2 separate regions of the Homo sapiens genome follow, and region 1 is linked to region 2. The links are chromatin loops, found by intact Hi-C in ENCODE. Cell type or tissue: PC-9. All regions are shown on one strand. Each heading gives the region's core, and the rest is flanking DNA. Links, peaks and the distances in the headings are about the cores only.

Evidence for each region. Hi-C counts contacts between places; a loop is a spot of excess contacts. Peaks named below come from ENCODE experiments on the same cell type or tissue, not always from the same donor. Only the 100,000 strongest peaks of a DNase experiment are listed, where the experiment ranks them.
Region 1: it touches region 2 in a loop (12-fold over the local background); 8 of 110 quality-filtered maps call a loop at or near these places.

What each region holds. Positions count from the first base shown.
Region 1 is chr9:83,829,102-83,840,482 of GRCh38, forward strand. It overlaps KIF27 (kinesin family member 27), which reads right to left. Exons shown (of 18, transcript NM_017576.4): 18 at 4,998-8,384. The coding sequence ends at 7,900. It overlaps LOC101927552 (a long non-coding RNA gene), which reads left to right. Exons shown (of 6, transcript XR_001746793.2): 3 at 1,767-1,852; 4 at 2,462-2,511; 5 at 6,450-6,604; 6 at 7,929-8,482. Among named protein-coding and RNA genes, the nearest start is that of GKAP1, 17 kb to the left of the region's middle. In PC-9, for the core only: CTCF peaks have their summits at 8,124 (motif pointing right) and 8,333 (motif pointing left); no DNase peak of the experiment used is centred there.
Region 2 is chr9:84,310,435-84,322,510 of GRCh38, forward strand. It overlaps SLC28A3 (solute carrier family 28 member 3), which reads right to left. Exons shown (of 18, transcript NM_001199633.2): 2 at 2,925-3,020. Among named protein-coding and RNA genes, the nearest start is that of SLC28A3, 24 kb to the right of the region's middle. In PC-9, for the core only: CTCF peaks have their summits at 5,027 (motif pointing left) and 5,230; no DNase peak of the experiment used is centred there.

The DNA of each region.
Region 1 (11,381 bases), core at 3,382-11,381, 480 kb before region 2:
GTTCCTTGAGGGATAGGGCTTTTAGTTTTCAACTCTATCAGCAAAAATATAAAGGTTGATAGAAAATATAAAGCAGGAAAATGCCTATAAATTAAAAGCCTGTAGAAATTTCCATCTTTACATTTTAGCATTTACATATAGATGCCATTTTTTTATATTTTCAGGAAATAAATAACTTTAGCTACCAGCCCACCCTTTGGAAGAGGTACAGATTATTTCCCATATAAGAACTAAACCCCACGGTACTGGCCCATGTCTTGAAGGGTGAAGGGCCAACTAAACTCACATAATCAAATGCTTAAACCTAGCTTCCTTTCTCATGGGAGATACTGAATTTTGTAATAAACCTTACTAAGAATACCTCATACCACTTAAGGTAACTCAGGAAAACTGTATGTTAGTATTCTTCTTTTCTGATTTATTTGTTCACAATCCACTAGAATACTTATGATTGTAGGTTCCATTACCCTTAAAGTCTTGACCTTCTCTTTCCTTGGCTGCTCAGGTCATAGGTGCTGTGATCTAGAGACAAAATGTTCCTTACACTGGCAGATACTTGCAAACTAAGGGGAATGAGCTTCCTTCTGAATGTTTATGAAGGAGAGGCCACTGTGGTAATGTTAAAATTAATACACTTGTTGTATTTAGGAGCTAAAAGTCTCAGATGCTAAATGAGGACTGATTTGCTTTTTATTTGATCATATACCTATACATGTGCAAAAAAAATTAACTACTTGTTTTATAGTTTCTTTGGGGAAAAATAGTTTAAAATTCTTATCAGTTTTAAGAAAAGTTATTTTCCAGCCATAGTTCAATAGCTCACAAATGTAACTGTTACTAAAAAAATAAGTAATAAATAGCCAAAAACTGGTGGCCAAAGATCCAGTAAAAAACATCCTCTTTCACTCATAAATCAACGAAATAGTCATGAAGCACTTCTATGCCTATAAAAATAGATTCAGCAAGTCTTTAAAATATTTTTGCTAGAATTCACATTAATCTTCCCAGAGAATACTCTTATTTATACTGTTGAAACATACATAACTAAAATTGGGAATTTGTTTAGAAGATATATATAACTAAAACTGAGAATTTGTTTAGAAGATGTCTTATGATTTGCATATATGTAAAATAAACAACCATGTGTTCCAAACAGTTATCCCATTTTGACATCCAACTGTATGGAAAACTTACTTATAATTTAATCTTAAACATATATGATGCTTCAATTTTCAAAGTGCTTTCATTTGATAAAGCATTTATTTGATAAAGCAAGGGTATGTAACAAAAATATTCACTATGTAACAAAAATAGTAATTTCCCTAATTTGTGTTTCATTTGAAAAATATGATTTTGATATTAAATGCAGGGTAGTGATTCATAAATAGTTTTTTAAAGGCTGTTTGGTTTAGAAAATGTCATTTAATGTACTCTATTAATAAAATTACAGGCTGTGTCATTCTAGTCATGTCTAACAGCTGGTGACACCTGGAGCTAGCCAGGAAAATGTCTAGTGAAACAGATGGGCTTAGCCCCAGGCCTTGAATGGAACAATTCAGATGCTGTCCAACCCTCCCAGGTGATGGGAATTTCAAAAGGAGATTAACTCCTCAGTATTAAAATACCTTGCCCTGTTCCCATTATTCCCATCTAGAAAAAGCATGCTAGAAAGTAACAACAAAACTTTGACTTTAATAGTTATAAATTATTATGAAAATTATCAGTTAGTTGAACTCGGATAACTCCTCACTCCTTTTCATTCCTAGAGGATAGACAGTGAAGTGCAACTACAGCCCGCAAATGAAAATGAATAATATTAATCCAGCCCCTCAAGGCAGGCGAGTAGCTGCTGGTTTGTAATCTTGAATTAAAGTTTTTTTATACACAGGTTTTTCGGTAGACAAATTCAGGGACATTTTAGCAGAGGAAAAAAAATAAGCAAAATAGTCGAGATATCATTGTTTTACAAAAATAAATCCCATTTTGCCTACAGCAATTTTTTTGTTTGTTTTGGTATATCATTCATGGTTCTTCAAAGGTAAAATCACTTAAGTCCTAACTGCTTTCCTTCAGTGTATGTTGTTAGGCCATTGGAATTTACCACAAACTGCTATTTCTTGTAATTCTCTATCGAATGGCTCCACAATTTCTATTCAAATTCGATCTAGGATGGCTTCTTTTCATAATATCCTGAGTGAATAGTAAACATAGGAAAAGGAACCAGTATAAAAATATACCAGTATGAAAAATAAAAACCAGTATAAAAAAGTTATTTTTTAATGGCAAAGTCAGTACTAACCAAGAGTATTCTTTAGTGTTTAGAGATAGCCAAAGGTTGAATTTAAGTTTCAGTCCTTATGCCAGAGAAATATATTCTCTCAAAATATTTTTTGAAAATCCTCTGCTTGTCTATGGAATGCTTTCAAATAAACCTCTTTCCCCCGTCTCCCTCCCACTCCAGTCATCTGTCTTAGAGCTATTGGAATCCTGGATCATTGTGGGAAATGAAAGGTAAGTAAGTACATGCCTATGATTTGTTGTTGGTAAGTGTGGCGTGGGGTCCAAGGAATGGTTCGTTTAAAAATAAGGCAGACCACGTAACTTTTTTTTTTTTGAGACGGAGTCTCCCTCTGTTGCCCAGGCTGGAGTGCAATGGCGCGATCTCGGCTCACTGCAACCTCTGCCTCACGAGTACAAGCAATTCTCCTGCCTCAGCCTTCCGAGTAGCTGGAACTATAGGTGTGCCACCACACTCGGTTAATTTTGTATTTTTAGTAGAGATGGGGTTTCATCATGGCCAGGCTGGTCTTGAACTCCTGACCTCGTGATCCACCTGCCTCAGCCTCCCAAAGTGCTGGGATTACAGGCATGAGCCACCGTGCCTGGCCGATCACATAACTTCTTTTTTTTTAATTTAATTTTATTTTATTATTATTATACTTTAAGTTTTAGGGTACATGTGCACAATGTGCAGGTTAGTTACATATGTATACATGTGCCATGCTGGTGTGCTGCACCCATTAACTCGTCATTTAGCATTAGGTGTATCTCCTAATGCTATCCCTCCCCCCTCCCCCCACCCCACAACAGTCCCGAGTGTGATGTTCCCCTTCCTGTGTCCATGTGTTCTCATTGTTCAATTCCCACCTATGAGTGAGAACATGCAGTGTTTGGTTTTTGTCCTTGTGATAGTTTACTGAGAATGATGATTTCCAGCTTCATCCATGTCCCTACAAAGGACATGAACTCATCATTTTTTATGGCTGCATAGTATTCCATGGTGTATATGTGCCACATTTTCTTAATCCAGTCTATCATTGTTGGACATTTGGGTTGGTTCCAAGTCTTTGCTATTGTGAATAGTGCCGCAATAAACATACGTGTGCATGCGCTCACATAACTTCTAACAATATTTACCACATTGGACTTGAAAAATTATACCTTGCTTTATATAAGTACTGTAGTAAGCTTGAAAACACAATAATACAGTATACAAATAAGGTTTTAAAATAATTCCTTTTCTACTTTAGTTATATAATTATTAATAGATAGTTTTAAATTTCCAAGAATCATTAAGTATACATTTTTAAAAAATATTTAATTTTCTATTCTTTTCTGTTGTGAATGGTTTTGTTCCTTGGGCATATAGGGATCTTGCTCATTATAACAGACTATGAGATTGTTGTATTTTTCTCTTAAAGTACTGTAGATAACTCAATAGAGCTGTGTGTTACAATTAACCAGTAGAACATAATATCTAAGTCTTATTCAATATATTTGGGTTCAAATTACACTGTTAGCATTTCAAATAGTGCCAATTCTGTTGACTCACTGCAGAAATTCCTAGAAGGAAATATAAAAACAGACAAATGAGAACTATGCAAAATATCAAAAGCCATCATTATAATATCAACTTTTTCTGGGATTTCTTTTCATAATTTCCTTTGTTCTAATTACCTCCATGTTGGAGTCATGTTGGGGTCAACATGAAAGCCATTATAAAAATCAAACACTATTCCAGTGTTTGATGCTTTCTTTGTATGCAGTACATTCCAAGGAATGGAAGGAATCACAGCAGTCAACCTTGGTGTAGGCAATAAGGGGTGCATTGTTTACAGATAATTTAAAAACAACAAAACCTATGAAAACTCAGCCTGCTTTTATCAGCAGCAATGACAGTGATAAAATACTTCTCCTTATCGGGCAGAGGCTCCCCAGTACCCTACCCTTGGTGTACTTCTGCCAACATAAGCTCAAAAGTACTACATGCCCAATGCTTTTGAGATGCTTATTGCAAATGGATCTCATTCTCACCTTTATATTTTCAATTTCTGAAAATATAAATGTAGAAGAATATATTACCAGTGTTAATCAAGGCAGCCTATAATCTGTTACAACTTTAAATGTTTAAAATATACATAATGAATTTTTTTAAAAAGTCCAGTGAAGTTGAGAGAGGAATTGTGGACATAAGTAACTTTCTACCTGAACTTTCAAATACTGATACCCCAGTGCTTTAAAGTCACGAGTAGGTGCCTAAGGAAATAAGTGAAAGATCAAAATATGTCATACTTGCATTTAATGTATGAGAATTTGTTTTGACCACAGAACCGAACTCCCACTAAGGATTTCACTCCCTGATAGTCATTCCAAAACTTAGTATAAGACTTTTATTTTTTTCTATATAAGGAATTTAGTCTCAAATAAGCATTCCTCACTTTACTGGCCTAGACTGAACAAGGCAATGGCTAGTGGCAATCTAGTCCACAATTAATGAAGATCATATTTTTGCTGACTCCTTGGACCCTGGGTTCATGAAGATATGAAGAATTGAGGCAACGACAAAAAAATACATTAACAAAAAGAAAGCAAACATTAAAGCACAAAAGCACCTTCATCAATGTTCTCACCACCTGTGGTTCCCAACATAAAGAATTTTCCATTTCTGTTAGCTATAACACTCTAGAGTTAGGAAAGTAACTAGTACTTTACAAATATTTTTCCTTTCAAATGCTTTATTACAGTTAAGAGGAAAAAAGAACATAATGAACGAAAAAAAGAAAACCACAAACATTTTATATACATGCAAAAAGGCAATAAAGTGACAAAATGTTTAGAAAAAGCATGTGAAAAAGTAAAATCATTATTAGTATATGTAAAAAAATAATTTTACTTGCCTTGGGTAGGTGTCTAATTTTTTTCTTTCCTTTGTGAGAACACCGACTAAACTAGAATGACCAGAGGTTCATTTCCAGAATATATTATTCACGACGTTATTTATATGTGTGTTTGCATATGTGGCATGAAATGTCATATATATAAAGGATATATGTTTAACCAAAAGGAAGAAAAACACCATACCTTTGTTATTTAGAAATCAACTCACAATTGCATAGTCAAACCTAATCATTGTTGTTTTGATATAAATTTTCTTGCTTTATTAGTGAGTTGGCTTTGAGGAAATGTGTATTTCCACAGGTAAAACAAGTATGTGTTAATTTCTTGAGCAAGTAGGATTCCAGTATCAGAATACATTCTTAAATGAATTATTCCTAAATAACGCATAGCACATTACTTAATCTTATAAGGAACTTATTATTAGGATCTTCATTAATAAATATTTATTTATAAATATTGCTGTGCTTGCTAAGGGCACTGACCTTTGGCCATTATATATATCTATATCTATGTATATATACAAGTGTATCTATATATACATTATAGCTATATAATGATATATCATGATATAAAATATGATATGAAATAATATAAAGTGAAATAATGTAAAATGTATAACCTATATCTATATACAAGTATATATATAATACTATATATATACAAGTGTTTATATACAAGTATATATAATGGTAAAAGGTCAGTGCCTTCAACAAAGCACAGCAATAATATATTTAAATAAATATGTATTTATTAACAAAGATCCTAATTATAAGTTCCTTGTAAGATTATGTGCTATGCCTTAGTTAGAAATAATTAATTTACACATACTTGTTTTACTTATGGAAATACAAACACATTTCCTTATATACTTGTATATGTACAAGTGTATATACATATATATATATGAAATATATATAATAATGGCAAAAGGTCAGTGCATTTATACATATTTATAATGTGTATGTTTTACCTTTGGTTTGTATGATTTATATTTATATATAAATGTACATAAATTTATAAAAATGGAAGACTAGCTGGAAACCAGAATCTGACTTCAAACAGTTCCTGGTAAAAATAAAATTTCCCAGTTAAGTTTGTAAATTAGTTTTTTGAAATTTAGAAAATAGTATCTCATTGGACCAATATTTATAAATTGTTTCATTCCCAGGTAAGTCCACAGAAATCTATTTAATTTAAATAAATTTTAGTACCATGCTTAAGAGATATTTTCCTTTTTATAAGTTTGTTTTGTTTTGGTTTGTTTCCTAAAGGAACTGGTTTTTAGCAAGGAGACCAAGAAACTCTACTCCCTAGGGGCTAGCAATGAGAGAAAGGAAGCCTTAAGTCTTTGAGCACAGGGTGACAGTTTGGGTCCTATGTGAGATGATCAAATCCACAGCAACAGAGGAAAGGACAAAAGGAAAAGGTCTGTAGCAGCACTACATCAGAAAAAAATGGATTCAGCAAGGAAGTGGGTGACTCTGAGTAAGCATCCATGTCAGGATGGTTTTGCTACAGCCCCCAACAAAACATTAATTAGTTTAAGAAACTCAACTTCGGTTTACAAGTGTTTTGGAAAAGTAACAAAGAACAACATAAGTAACAAAATAATTCCTCAGGTCATTACAATGGATGTTTCCTATAACTGAAAAATATGGTTAAAAAGTACAAACTACATTTGGTGTGCAAACTGTTTAGTTCTTAATTCCAAACTAAATTGTACATTATATAGTAAAATTTTGACCAGAAAAACTTGGAGATTTTAGTAAAAATTTCATTGACATATTTACAGCCCCAGTGTAGTTTGGCCGGTGTGCAAAGCCTGACTAAGGAGGTTATAGAAAAAAATATCAGACTTAAGCCCATCAAATCATTAAAGATGCTTTGGCAAGACTTCAAGCTTTACAGACATACTCCATGTGACCAGAGATGTCATAACCAGTGTTCTTTCTCTTGAAATGTTAGAATGCTTTAGTTTTATTCTATAATTTCCGTGTTCCATGGAACAGCATTCATTTCTCCCAGTTTTAGTAACATAATGAGAGATATATTGAGTGTATAGAGCAGGAAAGACATGAAAACTTATATTGCATAATATTAGCAAACATAAAAGATAGCATTATAAATTTTTAAAAATCCAAAAAAATTCCAGAAACAGAACAGTGAGCATGTTTAAAAAGTCAGGACTGACCGTTTCTGTGAGTTCTGAGGACTGTAAATGAGCCTCAATCCATAAAGCTGAGAGGTTGTCTTAGCCCACATATGCAGCAGGTGACTCCCTCTGACAAAAGCAAGATTTAGCTGGATCTTTTAAAAAAAAAATATACTTGTATTTGAGAATAACAATAATATAGTTATATTGTAACATACTTTTATGATGTACATTTATATTATATAATAATACATACTTGATAGATATTTTAGTCTATTACTAGTTTTAATCTTCAAATATGCCTGGAAAAACATTTAAGCGTATTTATAAATATTTAAATGTTATCAAGTATTGGAAAACATGTTTGATTACTATGGGAATATAAACTAAAACTCCCCAAATATATATAGAAGATGTACACATCTATAGCATATAAAAGAATTAGGGATTCCTTCCTCCCCTTCTTCCTTTATTCTGAGGAAAGAGGTAGTGAACTTGAGCTTTAGTTTTTAACAGGTTAGAAAAAGGAATCTTTTTACATATCTACTAAAAGTTCTATTATTCAATGTCTAAGTTTTTAAGTCCCTTGGTTTCCTAGATACTTCGATGGAATCAGCAGCCATTGATCCAATGCCAACTCCAAGACTGGAACGTCGCAATGATAGTTCCAAGGCGGAAATTTGACGTAATTCTTTTCGACACAGTTTTACAGGTGTGACACCATGAAGTCGTCCCACATTTCCCACAACCTGAATTTGGGATGACAGTCGACTGTGAGATTTTGTAAACTGATTATCATCTGTTTCTGTTTTATTCTCATTACCTAACATATGCCCACTGGGGGGTGCTAAAGAACTATGAATTGGAGGTAATTCTGGGATATCTTCCCAGAGCTTTTGAGGATTTGGCTGTGTTCTTAAGCTGCTTGCTGAACTGTCCATTTCTCTTTCTCTTCCACTTAATTTCATACTTTCAGGTCTGGATGCCCATTTTAATTCTTCTGAAAGCATGCCTCCTCCTTCTGGCTTCAGGACTCCATCTCCAGCCTCTTGATCTAAAAATAATCCCCAAACCAAAAAATTAGATACTATTTCCTCAAAATTAGGTATTTTAATCAAAACATCTTAACATAAATACATTATTATCACCCAATATGCATAATGTTTTTCAACTTTTTTGTTAAATGACTTATTTTAGATGAACAGATGTGTGAATATGAATATTTTTATTTCACTTACAGGCATCTTGCATGTGAATAACTCACAACTTTAATTCATGGAACAAATTGAGAAATAGTCTTTTGGGGGTTTGGTACTCCCTGGAAACATAAGAGTGCTTTGGGCACCTCTGGTGCCTTTCCATGCCTGCCTTCTCTGCTGTTCTTGCTACTAGTGAATTCTAAATCATGGCCAAGTGATGCCAGCACTGGATAATATTGGCTCTGCCCCATATCTCGAGGGAAAACTCTAGGACTTGGCATTATATGTGTGGGAATCTGGCCTTGGTTGGCACTCCCAGCATGATAGCGGGGTTCTCCTGTCTGAATGTACTCTGGGGTGTGCGCCACAATTTCTGTCATCGAAATGGAGATGAGAGAATATGCCCTTGGTGGGGACACCCCACTGGAATTAGAGTGAAGAGATCAAAGCTAGAGGTTCTTAAATCAAAGAATATCTAATAGCAAAGACAAAAACTTGCTTAAGGGAAATGCATACAAGTACTAGACCTAATATGATGAAAAATGCCAACTTCAATATATTGATGCATGCTTAGTACACTTTCAGTCCTGCAAAGACAAAGTTTTTTGTTGTTTTTTTTTTGAGACGGAGTCTCGCTCTGTCGCCCAGGTTGGAGTGCAGTGGCGTGATCTCGGCTCACTGCAAGCTCCGCTTCCTGGGTTCACGCCATTCTCCTGCCTCAGCCTCCCTAGTAGCTGGGACTACAGGCACCCGCCACCACGCCCGGCGAATTTTTTGTATTTTTAGTAGAGATGGGGTTTCACCGTGTTAGCCAGGATGGTCTCGATCTCCTGACCTCAGGTGATCCGCCTGCCTTGGCCTCCCAAAGTGCTGGGATTACAGGCATGAGCCACCGCACCTGGCCCAGTCCTGCCAAGACAAAGTTTTAAAACACAGGTTGCACATTGGCAGCTCTCAAGCCAAATCTGGCCCATAGACATGTTTTGCTTGGCCTATAATGTTAGTAATACTTGACCCAAGATTTAAAATTTGAAAAGTTTCATATAAAAATATAGATTTACAGCTTTTCTAGAAAAACTATAAGAGTTAACAGTTTCTGAATTGCAATAGCAGCTGGAACACCGTTGCCACTGACCATTTAGATGACTGCTGCAGTCCCCACTGCTCACTCTGGTTCAGGTAGGCATTCTAGTTTGTAACCCCTGGTTTAAAACATAACTGACTCTCTAGTTTTTAAAAATCTCTCAAAATCAAATAACCTGAACTAGCAAATGATCTAGATCCTCGTACATGGAACTCATACTAAGTTGACCACAGACAGTGGCTCCCAAACTCTGCAGTACATCAGAGTCACTGGGAAGCTTTAAAAAATCCTGCTCCCTAGCTGGGTGCGGTGGTTTATGCCTGTAGCCCCAGCTACTTGAGAGGCTGAGGTGGGAGGATTGCTCAAGCACAGGAGTTTGAGGCTACAGTGAGCCATGAATGTACCACTACCGGTAGCTCCAGCCTGGGCAACACAGCAAGACCCCAACTCTAAAAAAAAAATCCTGCTCCCCAGGTGACAGTATCTGGGGGAAGGAGTAAGGCATCTTATTTTCAAAAGATCTTAAGGAAAGAGTCTCATTGTTGAGGCTCACTCCAAAGCCCACTTGGATTCTTCACAAGAAAGTTTCCCTCTTCCAGAATTTTATAATTGAGGGAACCGACTAGGGAAAGATTAATTTGCCCAAGGTCAAACAACTAGTAAAAGAAGTAAGGATTCCAACCCAGATCTTTTGACTCTATTATCCTTACATATAGTTTTATAGTGATTTAAATTGATACAAGGATAGGTTTAAATACAAGTAGAGAGAATGTAGGTTCATATAAAACTGATTTTATCCTCATGTTAGAAAACATATACACTGTAACAGAGGGAGGACCATCAAGTGACCAAGATATTTTAGTCAAAAGATGAATTTTTCTGCAATTTGAAAATGCCAAAAATATTCAAAGAAAATATAATTCTTGTAGGCAGTCTTCTATCAAAACCCACTGAACCACCGGGCACGGTGGCTCACGCCTGTAATTCCAGCACTTTGGGAGGCCAAGGCTGGTGGATCACCTGAGGTCAGGAGTTTGAGACCAGCCTGGCCGACATGGTCTCTACTAAAAATACAAAAAATTAGCCGGGCCTGATGGTGGCGCCTGTAATCCCAGCTACTGAGTAGGCTGAGGTAGGAGAATCGTTTGAACCTGGGAGGTGGAGGCTGCAGTGAGCTGAGATAGCACCACTGCACTCCAGCCTGGGTAACAAGAGTGAAACTCCATTCAAAAACAAAAAACAAACAAACAGAAAAAACACTGCAGCAAATACCAAGATAGTTATTAACTAGGATACTGATTATTAAGCATGTAAAACATTTTATGAAACTCAGAGTTTGATATAAATTGCTATATTTTATAATTCAAACAAACCTTGTTTCATGTCATTATATTAGAGTAGCATTATGAGACAGGATATAGTGTAAACTATATCCCCAATATAATTGCAACTGTATATTTTAAAGCATGGGCAAAATATGAAAAGAATTATGCTCAAATGTGGGTAGGATTATAACTGATTTGTTTTCTTCATTTTCAGATTTTTCTATAATGACTATACATTATTTTTATAGCCAAAAATAGAAGCATTTTAAATGTTTCTAGGTAGAATAGCAAATTAGCTGAAATAGTATCTCCAACGTTATTATCAAGACTAGACTCCTTGGGTAAACTGGTCAGAACAGTGTTGTTCTCATTTTACACCTCTCCAAGATTAACTATGTTTTAGATTTGTCTGTTTGTTTGGTTAAAGAGCAGGATGAAGATCC
Region 2 (12,076 bases), core at 1,323-9,322:
CTCAAATAATAAGCCTGGCTCTTGTAACCAATGGTACAGAAGCTGGTGGGGGAGGAAATAGATGGAGGTGGAGCAGTTTGAGTGTGCTCTAAGAAGTATAATGTCAAATCTCAGCACTTGTCTTCTGTCATATCCAATGTGGCCTTTGATTCTCTTTAACAGAAATCATAGAAATAAATCATTAGTGTGTGTCTGAGATGAAAGAATTCTCAAAAATCCTATAATTCCACGAGGCCAAACTCCATTGTTCTTCTGATTCAGATTACCTTCATTTTCTGGGCTGGACCCTAGGAACAAGGAAGGTGTGAGGATAATTGTAAGAGAGACCAGCTGAGTCCAAGCTGCAGCTTCTGAGGAAGGGCTGGAGTTGAGTCTTATTTATTTATTTCTATCTAATTCCCAGCTTAGCCAATAGTCAATGTTTGGTAAATATTTGATTTAAATGGTCATCATTATTATTTTCTTGCAGTGAAAGTACCCCAAGTTACCTGCTATCTATGGTATATCTAACATTACTATTGTTGGCTCTTATTTTTCCATCTTTTCTCATGTTTTAAAAACAACAACTACAAATCTCCCTTGACTCCCACAATCATGGGACATCTGCACCGCTCTTTCCTTTCACAGCCAGGCCGCTGGAGAGAGTTGTGTTTACTCTTTGGAGGTCACTTCCTCACACCCTGCCCACTTCTCTACCCACTGTGATTGTGCTTCTGCTGAATGCATCCTGCCAATGTCACCCAAGGCCCATTGCTATCAAATCCAGTAGCTACTCCTCAGCCTTCATATCCTCATTTATAATTGAAAAATATCTAAATTTTTGTTTTTATGAAAAAAATATTTTAAAAATATTTTTAAAAGAGCAGTTTTAAGTTCACAGCAAAATGGAGCTGAAACTATAGAGATTTTTCATGTATTGTCTACCCACCCTCACCTTCCCCACTATCAAATGAACCCAGAGAAGTACATTTGTTACAACTGAGGAGCCTACATGGACACATCACCATCACCCAAAGTCTGCAGTGAGACTCTCTTGGTCTTGTACATTCTATGGGTTTGGACGCATGTATGATGGCATGTATCCACCATTGTAGTATCAGGCATACTAGTTTCATGGCCCTAAAAATCTTCTTATGGCCAGGCGTGGTCACTCATGCCTGTAATCCCAGCACTTTGGGAGGCCAAGGCAGGCGGATCACAAGGTCAGGAGATCAAGACCATCCTGGCCAACATGGTGAAACCCCGTCTCTACTAAAAATACAAAAAAAAAAATTAGCTGGGCACAGTGACGGGTGCCGGTAATCCCAACTACACGGGAGGCTGAGGCAGGAGAATCACCTGAACCCGGGAGGTGGAGACTGCAGTGAGCTGAGATTGTGCCACTGCACTCCAGCCTGCTGACAGAGCGAGATTCCATCTCAAAAAAACAAAAAACCCCACACTTCTTATTTGTCCCTACCACCCCCTGATGCCTTGAAAGCACTATTTACTGTCTCCATAGTTTTGCATTTTCCAGAATGTCGTATAGTTGGGATCGCACAATAGGTAGCCATTTTAGATTGGCTTCTTTTACCCAGTAATGTACATTTAAGGCTCCTTCATGTCTTTTCATGGCTTGATAGTTCATTTCTTTTTAGCGCTGAAAGACACTGCATGTCTGAATGTACCACAGTTTATTTATTCATTCACCTACTGAAGGACATTTTGGTTACTTCCAAGTGTTGGCAATTACAAATAAAGCTGCTCTAAACATCCATGTGTAGGTTTTTATGTGGACATAAGTATTGTTTTCTTTTTTGTTTGTTGAAGAATACTTAGTGAACATTTTTTACAATCAATTAAGCAAAATAGACAGTTACCAAACACTGTACTATGCATGGTATGATTCCAATACAGATGACATATGCATGTGGGTGTATGTTTGCATTAAAAAAGGCTGTGTTCCAAAATGTTAGGCACTGACTTTTTTTCTTGAATTATAAGCCTTTTTTGGTTTTCCAAATTTTGCTACAATAAGTTTTCCAAATTGTCTACTTTAAAAAAAAGTGATTCTTTTACCACGAGAAAACTCCTCACAAAATGACACACTAGTGGGCACCCCAAATTCCTTTTTTTTTTTTTTTTTTGAGAATCTCGCTCTGTCGCCCAGGCTGGAGTACAGTGGTGCCATCTCGGCTCACTGCAACCTCTACCTCCTGGGTTCAAGTGATTCTCCTGCCTCAGCCTCCAGAGTAGCTGGGATTACAGGCACACGCCACCACGCCCAGCTAATTTTTGTATTTTTAGTAGAGATGGGTTTTCACCATGTTGGCCAGGCTGGTCTTGAACTCCTGACCTCAAGTGATCCGCCCACCTCAGCCTCCCAAAGTGCTGGGATTACAGGCATAAGCCACCGTGCCCGGCCCTGAATTACCTTTTAAGGGGTGACCTACATGGGTAATTTGTTCACCTTTTTGGCAACAGGAAGCCATCTTTAAATAAACTCCTGTCCAGAATTCAACATGTAAGTGAAATTAAGCAAGAGTCCCTCGGACTGGTATAAAGCTACTAAGGAATGCGAGTGCATGATGGACCCAGATTCAGAACCATAGTAGAGGGTTCCTCTTGTTTCTGTCATTTACGTTAAAGCTCAGATGCTTTTGTCTAAGCCAATGCCTTTTTCCTTGAGATGGAGCTTGGAACTCCTAATAGTGAAGTGATGCTTCCCATCAGGGAACTCTGAGGACAGGTGGATAAAAACAAAATCTCTTTGTTTGGGCGTGTGTGTTTTCTTTACGACTATGCCCCCACACACTTTAATTACCACTTAATCTGTTCCTCTGCGTGCCAGTGGGGCGCCATGCTTTCTGTGCCCACTGTTCTCAGGTGCCTGTTGCGCAGCGGCTGCCATGGTACTAGAGTCATGCACCACAGTCTTGCTGTACCTGTTTGGTGTTTGTGTGCTCCCTGCTTTGCACAGCTCTGCTTCTTATTGAGTTGTTTCCTGATGTGTTCTCGTTCTCAAGAAAGTTTTCTTCATTCTAAGAAAAAAGTGCAGATTGAAAAAATAAAAAGTTACAGCCAAAAGACAGATGTTCTTTCATGAAAAATACCTAGAGGAATTTGGAGGATGAGACAAACAAAGATTAGGTGTTCAGATGAAGCATCCGATTCAACAAACAGCTGACAAATCCTGGGCTTGTAAAGAAACAGATGATCGGCTGGGCACAGTGGTTCGTACCTGTAATCCCAGCATGATGGGAGGCCGAAGTGGGAGGGGAGACCAGCCTGGGCAAAATCCTGTGTCTACTAAAAATATAAAAATTAGCTGGGCGTGGTGTTGTGCACCTATAATCCCAGCTACTTGGGAGGCTGAGGTAGGAGAATTGCTTGAGCCCCAGAGGCAGATCATGCCACTGCACTCCAGCCTGGGAGACACAGCAAGACTCTACCTGAAAAAAAAAAAAAAGAAAAGAAAAGAAAGTAAAGAAAAGAAACATATGACTTTTGCTTTGTTTTGTTCTGATACAAAAGTGGTCCAGGGGAAGAGAGGAATGAGGACAATTGCCCTCATCTCGGCCTGATAACTTTCCAATAGGCAGAGCTGGGACCAGGGGCAGGTTTCCACTCTCCTTTCTATCACATCACACTGATTTTCAACTTATAAAATGAACTAAAACGTGGTAAACCATAGGCTGAATAGCCTTATTCTTAGATGTTAGATTTACGAAATGTTGAAATGGGTTTTTTTTGGTTTAAAGCAATCTCTGGCAGTAATGGTCATAAGAAAAATGCCCTTTTTTGTGTGTGTGTGAGGCTGTCTTGATTTTACTTTAAGGAACTGAACGAGATTTGCTCTTATAGGGCCGTCCGGACCCCTCAGCTGCTGTTTCCAGAAGTGACAAACACTGGACCTGTCTCCTGTCTCTTTTATCTTTTTTGAGGTATCTAATATTTCTCCCATCTCATTTCAACTTGCCGTTTTCTAGAGTGAGGTAATGGATAAATGGTGTCAGGAAATGCCTTCTGTTAGCCCAACGACTATGACTGCATCTTCAAAGACCAAGTGTATGACTCTAATTTTAACTTAGATCTCTGACTGGCCCCAGGAATCCAGCAAATATTGCAATTCCAAGTTGTATTGCATTTTCTACTTACTGAAACACAAGAATGAATAAACATGAAAAAAAAGTTACAGTACAAGATTCATGCATCAAAGTATTGTGCCATACTTCCTTTTTTGTTACAGTTGCTTATATCCTACAGTTCTTTGCATATAGCAGACACTAACAATGTTTTGAATTAATGACCCACAGTAATTTTAATGTTGCATTAGCACAGCAATGTAGTACCCTTGGGTTCTTGGTATAAAAATACAGCATGGGCTGGGTGTGGTGGCTGACGCCCGTAATCCCAGCACTTTGGGAGGCCAAGGTGGGCGGATCACGAGGTCAGGAGATTGAGACCATCCTGGCTAACATGGTGAAACCCCGTCTCTACTAAAAATACAAACATTAGCTGGGCGTGGTGGCAGGTGCTTGTAATCCCAACTACTTGGGAGGCTGAGGCAGGAGAATTGCTTGAACCTGGGAGGCAGAGGTTGCAGTGAGCTGAGATCACACCACTCTGCACTCCAGCCTGGGCGACAGAGCGAGACTCAGTCTCAAAAAACAAACAAACAAACAGCATGAAAAGAAAAAATATACATAGTATGGGAAGATGACAGAATGTTGCTAATTGCTGAAGTTGGCTGACAGGTACCCGGAGAATCATTTTATTATTCTCCTACTTTGGTGGATGCTAAAATGTTCCTTAATACTAAGTTAAAAATAAAACCAAACATGAATTGGTGGAGTAACAGAACACAGGTCACTGAGGGGCTAGTCCTTAGGGTCCCTACTGAGCAGGCCACATTCTCTCAAGCCTTAACTCCCTCATTCATACAACACAGTTTGGATTTGGGGTTCTTGCGGATCCTTACGGAATCCTGACATTTTCTAATTCTATTAGGAGATTCAGCTTCTTGACGTTGATTCCTCCTGCCACCTGGTGGCAGGATCTGAAAACTACTGGTGGAACACGGGTGGATCCTACGTTTTTAAAGTTAATGAAAGTGGAAGGTGTGTGTGTTGAGGGATAGAGTGGGCACTCCTTTAAGTGGCAACAAGAGCACGTGTGGTTTTGTTCTCCACTGTGTAATAGTCTTATTTGGCCCCCAACAGAGTATACGCCTTGGCCTTTTAGTATTTTCTGGAAGAACAATATCTCCCACTTGAGGATTTCCAACAGAATTAGTGGGGTTATTGTGGATATTGACTGGTACCTGGAAAATGACCATTAAGACAACTGTCTTTCTTCTTCTTTTTAAATTAGAGTCGTGGGGCTGTGATATGGGGCCCCAGATAATGTCTTAGCTCAATGTTTCTTTCCATTTATTTAGCAACTCACATTACTAAATACCTTTGCACACTTAACGCCCTACAACCACGACTGCGTTCTCATGGTAAAATCTATCCCTCTGTTGAATGTGTAAGAAAGGTGAGGGAATTGCATTGTGAGTATGTCTAGGCCGTTTACAGCTTACACATTTAATTTCTCTAGTTAGTTTTAGTTGTTAGGTGTGCTAAAAGATGAGGGTCCTGATTGAGCCCCCTTTGAAGGGACAGCCTAGTAACCAGGAGTACATTGTGCCTGGGGTTTGTTTCCCACCATTTCTTTGATCTTGCACTTTCTATGTGGCTATTAGAGGGAGGCAGAGATGGACAGAGGCATTTTTATTTTCTTCCTTTCATTCACTTTCTAAACCATATAATAACTTCTAGAACACTGGAAATTTCTAAAATGACTCCCCTATTTGTGGTATCCCTTTTCAAAGAATGTTAGCTGACACATGGTCACCTAGGAAAAAGATTACATATCCAAGCTTCCCTTGCAACTAAGTTCTGGCAACGAAATGAAAGTAGAAAGGGTGCCCTGTTGGGGGCAGCTCGGGGAATGTTCCGCCAGGGATGGCTGGCAGGTGCACTTGTTCCTTTTTGTCATTTCCTCTGTCTTGCTGCCCAGTGTGAGGATGGTTCCAACTGGACCATGGATACAAGGCCCACATCCTTGTGATGTCAGGGTGCTGAGTTGGGAGGAACTTGGGTCCCTGGAAGCCTTGAGCAGGAGGCTCACCCCGGCTCTGTACCATCCACCTCAACTTTATTGGGATGAAACTAACTTTTCTCTTGTTACTTTTGGTTTTTGCTTTTATTTTGCACCAAATGATACAGTATTTAGTAGGCAGGAGACACTGTGTAAAACTCTTGTCTGGGCGTGGTGGCTTATGCCTGTAATCCCAGCACATTGGGAGGCCAAGGCGGGCGGATGATGAGGTCAGGTGTTCGAGACCAGCCTGGCCAATATGGTAACACCTCGTCTCTACTAAAAATACAAAAGTTAGCTGGGCGTGGTGGCGGGCACCTGTAGTCCCAGCTACTTGGGAGGCTGAGGCAGAAGAATCGCTTGAACCAGGGAAGTGGAGGTTGCAATGAGCCAAGATCGTACCAGTGCACTCCAGCCCGGGCGACAGAGCAAGACTCCGTCTCAAAACAACAACAACAACAACAACAACAACAACTCCAAGAGGCCTATGAGGTGGGTACCATGATCCACATTTTCACAGATGAGGAAACTGAGGCAAAGATAAGTAAATCACTTGACTTGGGTTGTGTAGCCAGAAATGGCTGGGGTAGAATCTCAGCCCAGACTGTCCCTCCCCAGACCATCTTGTGCCTATAGAGGAGTGATTCTTTGGGCCTGGTGAAGATCAAAAGACACAGTAGTGTGCCTAGGAATTAAATTCCGTTTGGAAATTAGAACTTAGAAAGCCTGATTTGAACTCCAGATATTAAAAGACAAAGGTATAAATTATAGAAGTGTTGAAAGTTCCAGAGAAGCTTGTGGCCACTTTTAGCTACACCTAGGCTCTGTGGTCATTTCTCAAGCCACAATAGTGGTCTTCCTGCCCTGTACGCTGGTTTTAAGTGGAATATATCCTTTGAGTAACATGGGTGGGGACTCCTGCCTCTGTGGACATGTCTTGTCATCATGGCTGGTTTGACATTCTTCAGCCTCTCCCTGGCACTGTGCTGTAATCACACAGCCTGGCTTCCATTTCTCAGTTCTTGTGGTGGGGGTTTTTCTGCTGCAGAGGTACCACCACTGTGCTAGGAGAGCCTTTCTTCACTATAGAATTTGCTCTGGCCTGGTTGCCAGAGCAAATTGCATGAGTGGTCTTGCACTCATTCAGTGGTCTTGCTTCTTGTGGGAATGGAGGCAGTACCTACCTAACAAAGTTGGGTGGCTCCATCCAGTGGCACACATAGTAAGTGCTCATTGACTATTAAGTTAATTTCATGGTTTAGTTTGCTTCTCGCTTGTTCTGGGGCATTTACAGTCGTGTTGTCCTCTGTATTTGAAATTAGACTTATCAAAATCAACATCTGTTTGGTGAATCTGATCTCTCAAAATTGTTTGGGATCATACCCCACTTCAACTCTTTTTTTACTCTTACCATCTACCAATGTCAAATGTTTTAAGGCCCTTTCTCTAAATGTTATTCTTCGACTGCATGGATTTTGCCTAGGAATGATTGCATTTTCAAAGACTGTATTTTAGAAGTCCTTGATCGTTATCTATTGGTCTTGACTCACTTGGTTCATGTAACTTTCTGGCTCAAGTCTCGGGTGTGCATAATCCTTAGTGTGAGTTAATGGGCACTAGCTAGACCATTCCCCAGAGATGTTCTTGTTTTACCTGCCTGCCTGTGTGGGTTTAGAGGCCAGGTAAGGAGCAGCAGTACCTGTGGCAAGAGACCCAGTGGGCAGCCTGGGGCTCACTGTTACCTTTCAATGCTGAGGGATCTTTGGATTGGGTGCAAGAAGTCAAGTCTCTGTATGCTGCTGTGAGTGGCTGTAACACTAGCAATGTCTATGGCTTCAGAACACTGTTAACATTCTTCCCTTGGGAACTTTGTGAGCCAGGAGGCAGAGGAAACCCATATGTATGGGAATGTCAGGGAAAGGGGAAAGAGAGGGAGTGCTGTACCCGAAGGAGAAAACTTAAAGGAAGGTTTATAATAAGAGTTTTAAGAAAGTTTAAACATGTGAGTCCTCATAGAATATGGTTTCCAGGCCGGGCGTGGTGACTCACCCCTGTAATCCCAGCACTTTGGAAGGCTGAGGAGGTTGGATCGCCTGAGGTCAGGAGTTTGAGATCAGCCTGACCAATATGATGAAACCCCATCTCTACTAAAAATACAAAAATTAGCCGGGCGTGGTGGCCTGTGCCTGTAATCCCAGCTACTCGGGAGGGTGAGACAGGAGAATCTCTTGAATCTGGGAGGCGGAGGTTGCAGTGAGCTGAGATTGTGCCATTGCACTCCAGCCTGGGCAACAAAAGTGAAACCCTGTCTCAGAAAAAAAAAAAAGAAAAAGGAATATGGTTTCCATGAGCTTTCTTGAAGAAACTGCTAGAGGAAGAAGCCATACAAATGATAAACGGAGAAATTATGAAAAAAAGAGAGTTAGTACATTTTGAATCTATTTGATAATAAAATCTAAGATGATTCCAGGGATTATGATTCTAGAACAAATTATAAACATTATGTCCTCTGCCAAAGTAGAAAAAATCATTAGAAGGCTACTTGAAGGGGAAGGAAAAGAAAACGTAGGAGGTAGGATAAGTAGGCCAATTTCCTACTTCAGGTCACGCTGGGCCCTCTTCCCTACTGCAATAGTTTATTACTCACTGAAATCCATCTTCATCACTTTAATGAGTGTTCAGCTTTATTTATCTATGACATTAACCATATCAAGAATAAGACCAAAAGGCCTGAGTTAAATTGTTCCAAATGCATTGATGTATATTTTTATTTCTTCCTTAAATACAGGGTTTCCAGAGCTGGGGGCTAGTTAAAAGTCATCATGGACTGGGTGCAGTGGCTCACACCTGTAATCCCAGCACTTTGGGGGGCTGAGGCAGACGGGTCACTTGGACTCAGGAGTTTGAGACCAGGTTGAGCAACATGGTGAACCCTTGTCTCTCTATTTTTTTAAATAAAAACATAAAAATTATTTTGTAAAAAGTCACAAATGCAGAATTGTCCACTCCAAGATACCATTACCCTTGCGGCTGTTGGGTTATCTTTCACTCTTATTGTTGCTTTTGATACTTGTGTTGATCATTTGTGTTTATTAATGTGTGACTATTTCAAACTGGCTCTAGTTTCCCGTTACTGTTCCTTGCCTTTTTCTGACTTAGGCTGATTTGTTTGAGTAGAGAAAGACACTGCCATAAGAACTTCCTATGCATTTGGGAAGGAGACCAGAGAAGTCTAAAGTCACTCACAGAGAAGCTGTTCTGAGAGCAATGTGACCACGCCTTCACTCATGACTCTGCCAGCCATGGTGCTGTGCTTTCCCATACACGATATTACTTAACCCCTGACCCCCTTGAACGCTAATATTTGCACCTTTATTAATTTTTTATTGCCCTGCAGCCAAAAATTCATAGATAAGTATCCTTTGTCCATCTTCTAGCTGTACTTTTTACTTATGTTTACTCATTCCAGCCTGGCTTGCACTGTTTTTTTTTTTTTTTTTTTTTTTTTTTGAGACAGATTCTCGCTCTGATGCCTAGGCTGGAGTGCAGTGGCATGATCTTGACTCACTGCAACCTCAACCTCCCGGGTTCAAGTGATTCTCATACCTCAGTCTCCTGAGTAGCTGGGACTACAGGCACACGCCACCACACCCTGCTCATTTTTTTTTTGTATTTTTAGTAGAGACAGGATTTTGCCATGATGGCCAGGCTGGTCTTGAACCCCTGGCCTCAAATAATCCACCTGCCTTGGCCTCCCAAAGTGCTGGGATTACAAGCGTGAGCCACTGTGCCTGGCCTGGCCTGCACATTTACTACTCCATGGAAATCACCCTTGCCAAAGACAATGATTTCCATGTCCCTAAATTCAGTTTTCATCATGCACCATAGACTACTTCCTCTTCAAAATGATCTGTCCCTGACTTTTGTGATATCACACTTTATTATTTTCCTCCTTCTACTTAAACTGTTCCTCCTTCCTTTCCTGTGCTGTATCAGCCTTTTATGCTTAACTCTGAATGTTATATGTGCTTCCCTGGGGCTCTGTCCAACAAATATTTATTGCACACCTACTATGGGACGGACACTGCTTTGGGTGTGGGGGATTGCATATGTGGTCCCTATTCTCAGGGAGTTTCGAAGAAAAGTTGTCGGCTGGGCGCAGTGGCTCACACCTGTAATCCTAGCACTTTCGGAGGCCGAGGAGGGTGGAACACTTGAGGTCAGGAGTCTGAGACCAGCCTGGCCAACATGGCGAAACCCTGTCTCTACTTGAAATACAAAAATTAGCCGAGGGTGGTGGTGGGAGGCTGAGGCAGGAGAATTGCTTGAACCGGGGAGGCAGAGGTTGCAGTGAGCTGAGATCGTGCCACTGAACTCCAGCCTGGGCGACAAGAACAAGACTCCATCTCAAAAGAAAAAAAAAAAAAAGAAAGAAAAGCTTTCAACCATGAATTATACAATTGATTACTTAATTATAGTTGTGCTAAAGACTACTAAAAAGTTCAAGGTGCTACTTCTAGGAGTTAATTGGAACAAAGTCCACTGTGTTTGAAGTTCTAAAGATGTGACCTGTTTAGCCACGGTGAACTGGAAATCCTCTCACCAGCACAACACCTTCCAGTAGATGAGAAAGAAGATAAACAAGGATATAATCTCATTGAATCTATCAGTGGAAACCAAGATTATTCTTACTCTCATTTGCTTCTTTGATTTGTTTTTAATAGGCAAACTCCTAGTCTGTCTGAAGGCAGCAACTTTCAGACTGCAAGGTGATTATAGATTGTTTTTTGTTTATAAAAATGCTTTCACAATGGGCACACTAGACCAACAGTGGGAAGTCTTTTTCCTTTAGGGTTCCTGATCCTCAAAATTTGTGAGATTAAGAAACATTATAGGCGGGGCGCAGTGGCTCACGCCTGTAATCCCAGCACTTTGGGAGGCCGAGGAGGGCGGATCACGAGGTCAGGAGATCGAGACCATCCTGGCTAACATGGTGAAACCCCGTCTCTACTAAAAATACAAAAAAATTAGCCAGGCGTGGTGGCAGGCGCCTGTAGTCCCAGCTACTCAGGAGGCTGAGGCAGGAGAATCACTTGGACTCGGGAGGCAGAGCTTGCAGTGAGCTGAGATTGCGCCACTGCACTCTAGCCTGGGCAATAGAGTGAGACTCCGTCTCAAAAAAAAAAAAAAAAAAAAAAGAAACATTATACACTGCTGGGCGTGGTGGCTCATGCCTATAATCCCAGCACTTTGGGAGGCTGAGGTGGGTGGATCATGAAGTCAGGAGTTTGAGACCAGCCTGGCCAACATGGTGAAACCCGGTCTCTACTAAAAACACAAAAATTAATCAGGTGTGGTGGTGAGCGCCTGTAATCACAGCTACTCAGGAGGCTGAGGCAGGAGAACTGCTTGAACTCAGGGGGCAGAGGTTGCAGTGACTTGAGATCATGCCATTGCACTCCAGCCTGGAAGACAGAGCGAGACTCCGTCTCAACAACAACAACAAGAAGAAACATTATATACTACATATTATTTACAGCACAGTAAAAGATATTAAGAGGCTAACAACACCTGTCTGTGAAGCAATTTGGTCAGAGTGGTCATGAAATGATTGACTTCTAAATTCAAGAACAGGAAATATGGCTTCAGCTCTTTATTAAATTCTATTGTTGGAATAAGATAGAAGAAGAAGAAAAAGAGAGGGAGAGATAAAGGTAGTGTAAAGAGACATTGGACATCATTAATGACACCTTCATCTTGGAACATCTTGAATAGCCCCTAAGCTAATTCAAAGTCATGTTTTGCTTCTGCTATCATTGGTTTATGCAGCAGGTATCACAACGTGGGATCTTCCTTCCTGTTCTATGAAATCAAACTCAGGTCTACATTTGGAAAAATGTTACTTTTTGGTGATTTCTAAAATCACCTTGACCATCAAGCTCTTCTTTCCAAA